2 separate regions of the Homo sapiens genome follow, and region 1 is linked to region 2. A link is an interaction called in ENCODE POLR2A ChIA-PET data of the cell type or tissue named here. Cell type or tissue: B cell. All regions are shown on one strand. Links, peaks and the distances in the headings refer to the core of each region. The heading gives the core; the rest is flanking DNA.

Region 1 (2,917 bases), core at 219-2,718, 250 kb before region 2:
TAAGGACAGTCAAAAATCATGAAACACTTGAGGAAAACCAGCAGAAGAAGAGTCATCAAACTCAACAAGTAAATGAACAACTTCCTGATAAAACAGAAGTCATTACAACTACAGAAAAAAAAAAGCCATTCTATACAAAGAAGCAGAGTTCTTAGAAATTAAAAGCATGATTGCTGATATAAAAATATTTCAGCAGATGAAATGAAGAGCAGAACGGCATGGATAAGGATCAAATTCATGAACACAAAGTTCACTAAATTGAGTTATGGCAATCTCCCACATTCAGTAAATGAAGGCAAAGAAAGTAAAGAGTCAAAGAAAAATACTAACAGCCATGGAGGCTAGAGGCAAGTGTTAAAAAATTCCCAGCCAGGCATGGTGGCTCACATGTGTAATCCCAGCATTTGGAAGGCCAAGGAGAGAGGATAGCTTGAAGTTAGGAGGTTGAAGGCAGCCTGGGCAACAAAGTGAGACTCTATTAAAAAAAAATTCCCATGCATTCCAGAAGGGATAAATAGAAATAATTGAGGGAATGAAAGAATCAAATAATTAATAGAAAAAATGTCTTTCCTGTAGAAAGCCTTAATTCTACAAATTGAAAGGGTCCATTGAGTGCTAGGCAAGAATAATGAAACATTATATCCTCATGAAATTTCTGAATTCCCAGGATAAAGAGAAAATCCCCCAAAGCTTGGTAGATATGATAGGAGAATGACATGTCACCTATAAGGGGTTGATAACCACAGTAGCATGGGACCCTCCATCTGCAGCACTCCATCTGAATCTGGAATTCTAGACCACATTAACCTATCACTTAATTATTTTGAATCCAGAATTCTATATTCTGTTAATGTATAATTAAATTATGGGGTTCGGTGCGGTGGCTCATGCCTGTAATCCCAGCACTTTGGGAGGCCGAGGCAGGCAGATCACTTGAGGCCAGGAGTTTGAGACCAGCCTGGGCAACATAGCGAAATCCTGGCTCTATTAAAAATACAAAAATCAGCTGGATGTGATGGCGCATGCCTGTAATCCCAGCTACTTGGGAGGCTGAGGCACAAGAATCGCTTGAACCCAGGAGACGGGGGTTGCAGTGAGCCAAGATTGGGCCACTGCACTCCAGCTTGAGCGACAGAACAAGACCCTGTCTCCAAAAAAAAAAAAAAAAAATTATGAGGGCAAAATCAATATGTATTTGGACTTGCAAAGATTCGAAGTTTACCACCCAGGAATACTTTCTGAAACAGATACTCAAAGACGTCCCCAAAGAAGGTGAAGGAGGAGGAGAAGTGGGAAAAGAGGAAGACATAGGACATGAAAAACAGTGGCGAGCAAAGAAACCAATAGAGCTTGTAGCTAAGTCCATTGCAAAATAATTGAGTAAAGTATTTTTGTTTTGAAGATTGCACTATTTGCCCAGGTCGATGATACGGGTCTTCACTGTGAGCTGGTCTCTCTATCAGTGAAGGTCTGGAACCATCCGCCTTCACAGCTGTTGTGGCTTCCTCAGCGACTGTGCTGCTCATTGCTGATTTGGTCCCCACTGCCTGGCCTGCTTCTCCTTAGGGCTGTGGGTGGCTGATCCTGGGTCCGGAAATGGGCTGTCAGCAGGCTTCCTTTCAGGGTTTGTGGAATAAAAACACCAACAGCTGAGGCTTTTGCAAGTGAGGAAGGTGATGCTGTGTGTGTGTGTGTGTGTGTGTGTGTGTGTGTGTGTGACAGAGACAGAGACTGGGTGACACAGCCTGTCTCACTTGGTGTTGTCTCCACCACCTGAGGTCGGGGGAGGATAGGTGAATACTAAGCCTGCTGCTCCTTGAACTTGTCTGTTGCAGTGTCTGAAGTTTGCTCCCAAATCCAAGTCCAAATCTAAATCTTGCTGCTGCCCCAGCTTCTGCTGGGGGGATCACAGGGTCTCTTGAGTCCATTACAGTGAGGAGAGAGAGCACTATTGTAAAAATAGGGAGTCCAGGACTTGTCCCCTAAGCTGAGCTGTCCCTTTCCACCCATGCTTGTTTTGCTTTTCTGAGAATACTAGCGTTTTGGGTAAATTACACACTGGTTGTAGCACAGCCACGTGCAGCAGACAATAGTGCACTTGTTGCCCAAGGTCTACACACTAACTCCAGGTAGGGTGTTTGATGTATGTGTGTGTCTAAAGGGAGGGAGAGGTATGCTGGAGAAGGCAGAGTAATCCTACTGTTTCTCCAATAGCAGCAAAGTATCTGAGAGTCATTAAGCTTCAAAAAATGAGAAGTTGGCCTTTGTTTGAGTTAGAGACTTCATCAGAAGGGCATTTCTCCAGAGGGACAGGTCCTTCTTATCAGCCTTTACAAATCTGCTTGAGATGATGACTCCATTCTGGGAGGGGTAATGTGGCTTCTTTGAAGGTGGCCTTGGGGTTTTCACAGATGTCGAGTCAGCCAGGGTTAGATGAGGTGGGGGTGGAGCAGACTGTTACAGAGGGACTGTTACTTTGTTTCAAACACACAAGTTTTCAGCCAATATACTTCAAAGGCTTCAAATATTTAAATTATTTCTGTTAATGCAAACTTCAGGCAGTAAGTGCAACCCCAGAGTATATTAAACTCATTACAATTAGATATTCAAGCCATTCCTAAAAAACCCACATATAAACAATTTATTTACAATTTATGGGAGGCTGGGGAGGGAGGATTGCTTTTGCCCAGAAGTTGAAAGTTGCAGTGAGCTGTGATCACGCCACTGCATTCCAGCCTGGGCGACAGAGCAAGACTCTGTCTCTAAATAAATAAATTAAATTAAAAACAAAAATAACAATTTGCAAGCCTGCCAGGAGCTGTCCCAAAGCAGTCTCTGTAATCATTTATGGTCAGGAGTGTGGTAAGCAAGAATGGATTTTTTTCCAGGAGAGTCCCAGGATATTTAGTATCCAATC
Region 2 (2,917 bases), core at 321-2,820:
GCAAGTTCCCACAATGTACCTTTACCCCTTCAGATATGTGGCAATCATAAGACTGCAATTCAAAAGAATATAAATGCAGATATGCTTAAGAGCAAGTTGACATATTTAAAGACTGAAATCACATATCTGTCCTTATAACATTACAACAAATTTTTCCTCCCAAATGTTTAACAGTACAGGAATGATTAACTCAAGCATAGGACACACATACGATGGCCTATGATACAGCCAATAAAAATTACTTTTATGAAAAGCTATTAATGATATGGGAAAAGCTTACAAAGTCACAAAAATAAGATACAGATTATTTTTAGAATACTATCTCAACAATGTTTTCTAAAGGGCCCAGAAGGGGGTGGTGGGGGAAATAAAGACTCCAAAGTGTCCAAATGATACAATGTTTATTTTTAAAACCAGAAACTTCCTGCCGGGCGTGGTGGCTCACGCCTGTAATCCCAGCACTTTGGGAGGCAGAGGAGGGTGGATCACGAGGTCAGGAGATCGAGACCATCCTGGCTAACACGGTGAAAACCTGTCTCTATCAAAAATACAAAAAATTAGCCAGGCATGGTGGCGGGCACCTGTAGTCCCAGCTACTCAGGAGGCTGAGGCAGGAGAATGGCGTGAACCCGGGAGGCGGAGCTTGCAGTGAGCCGAGATCGCGCCACTGCACTCCAGCCTGGGCGACAGAGCGAGACTCCATCTAAAAAAAAAACAAAACAAAAAAAACAAAAAAACCCCATAAACTTCCTGTAATTGTTAGGGTTCTAGGTTGTTGGTTTTTGTTTTTTTGCATCTTATACTTTTCCATTATTTATAGTTTCCTATGGATGTTACTATTTCTAAGTTGGAGAAAAAATAAAATGAAAACATAAGTTTCTCAGGTAATTATTAGAAATATGTTTTAAAAGGACATCAAATAGGTTTTATAAGGACTTGTATGAATACATTTTCTTTTGTGTATATTTGAAATACTTTGTGGTATTTTAAAAAGGTTCTTTTGAGGGCTGGGCGCAGTGGCTCATGCCCGTAATCCCAGCACTTTGGGAGGCTGAGGCAGGCAGATCACTTGAGGTCAGGAGTTTGAGGCCGGCCTGGCCAACACGGTGAAACCCCATTTCTACTAAAAATACAAAAGTTAGCCAGGTGTGGTAGCACACCTGAAATCCCAGCTACTTGGGAGGCTGAGGCAGAAGAATCGTTTGAACCTGGGAAGTGGAGGTTGCAGTGAGCCGAGATCGTGCCACTGCACTCCAGCCTGGGCAACAGAGCAAGGCTCTGTCGCAAAAAAAAAAAAAAAAAAAAAAAAAAAAAGGCTGGGGGGAGGGGGCCAGCGGTTCTTTTCAGATCGAATGTTTGAAAGAACAATATAAAGAACTGAACTCTAGAACAGGAAGTGAATACTACAAGGCAAGAGGTTAGACTGTGTTCAGCTGGCAATAAGACCGCAGGCATTTCCTGCGCACAGCTGTTCACTGCCAGGGTACAGTCAGGGTCCCAAGAATTTCCTCACTAATGAAAACAGCTGCTCTCAACTCAGGGCTTCTAGAACACAGCAGGTTCCCAAATGGACTTAATACAGTTAACTTGAGATACCTAATTCCAGCTCCCATAGTCTCAAGCTTCTGGGAAATGAGGGGTCTGATACTATGAACATGATTTATAACCACCATACTCACCTGCTCTAAGGTGGCAGCAAAGCCCTGTCTGTCTGCTACGTAAGGCAGCCCGTGAACCAAGCCTACTTTTTCTGTCATTTGATTCACCATGTCAGTAAGCGTATCTGGAATTACTACAATTTAAAAAAAAGGCAGAGAGGGGGAGAAAAGAAAATTTGTTTTTAGTAGAATGCCCATTAATATAAAATATATTTTGTGAATTGTTATTACATTCTTAATAAAATACATTATTTTAAACATATGGATCTAATAAAATGAATCTCAACCACCTTTCTGAGGAGAATACAAAATTTCAAAAGGGCCTAATTCTCGAAAGCTAATTTATACATTTTTTAGCCCAGTATATACCTACTATGTACCAGAGGCAGAATATACTTTGAAAAAGTTACCCCCTGTTGGAACTTCTAATTTGGAATAAGGACAATCTGTCCTAGTGGAAAAGGCTCAGGAGCAGAGGCTAAAGGACCTCAGTTCTCGTGCTGGCTTCTCTACTCTCCAACCATAGGAAATGAGACTATTTTCTCTGTGAGTATCAGATTTCCACACAGGAATGGAACGTGATTATATTGAACAGAGATCTGTACACTGAAAAACATATGATAGTAAATAATTTAAGATAGCAAATATGAAGAATGAACATCATCTCTGACCAGCTGATAGATCTGTAATGGTCTTGATTAACTCATAGGAGTGCAACATTTATGTTCATTTTCTAATTTGCATTTTAAGCTAATAAAAAATTTAAATTATTGCCCAATCTTTAGCAAACATCTCATATCATTTTTACATGACCTTATTTTTCATTTCCTCCAAGTCTTTAAGAACTAAATCTACCGTATAAAGAAAAGTTGTATTTGGACCTTAAATACTCATTCTAGGTCAGTGCTTCTCAACTGGGGGCAATTCTGCCCCACAGGGGACATCCGGCAACATCTGAAGATATTTTTGCTTTTACTACTGAGAAGGGGGTACTACTGGCATCTCATGGTAGAGACCAGGCATGCTGCTAAACATCCTACAAGACAGCTCCCACAACAAAGCCTAAAATGTGAACAGTATTGGGGTTGAGAAGCTTAAGGCAATTAGAATATAAGAAAATATTATAGAACACTGAAACTATTATGAGTGTTCGAAAATGCAAGTTATAATTTCAGTATATGAAAGGCTTCTTGCTAAAATCATTTAAGTAAAAAGTCATGTGTATAGTCCGATAAGTGTATGTGTTTTAGTAAAATATG

Evidence for each region. ChIA-PET counts read pairs that join two places held together with the same protein. Peaks named below come from ENCODE experiments on the same cell type or tissue, not always from the same donor. Only the 100,000 strongest peaks of a DNase experiment are listed, where the experiment ranks them.
Region 1: POLR2A ChIA-PET joins it to region 2 with 15 read pairs; 2 of 35 experiments call an interaction of 5 or more read pairs at or near these places.

The regions. Positions count from the first base shown.
Region 1 is chr9:112,179,958-112,182,874 of GRCh38, reverse strand. No RefSeq gene overlaps it. Among named protein-coding and RNA genes, the nearest start is that of SUSD1, 6.1 kb to the right of the region's middle. RefSeq lists an enhancer at 1,677-1,826. In B cell, for the core only: no CTCF peak of the experiment used is centred there; a DNase peak (open chromatin) is centred at 1,664.
Region 2 is chr9:111,925,259-111,928,175 of GRCh38, reverse strand. It overlaps UGCG (UDP-glucose ceramide glucosyltransferase), which reads right to left. Exons shown (of 9, transcript NM_003358.3): 5 at 1,680-1,792. Among named protein-coding and RNA genes, the nearest start is that of MIR4668, 5.4 kb to the left of the region's middle. RefSeq lists a silencer at 1,379-1,538. In B cell, for the core only: no CTCF peak of the experiment used is centred there; a DNase peak (open chromatin) is centred at 1,435; H3K27ac peaks cover 1,940 bases.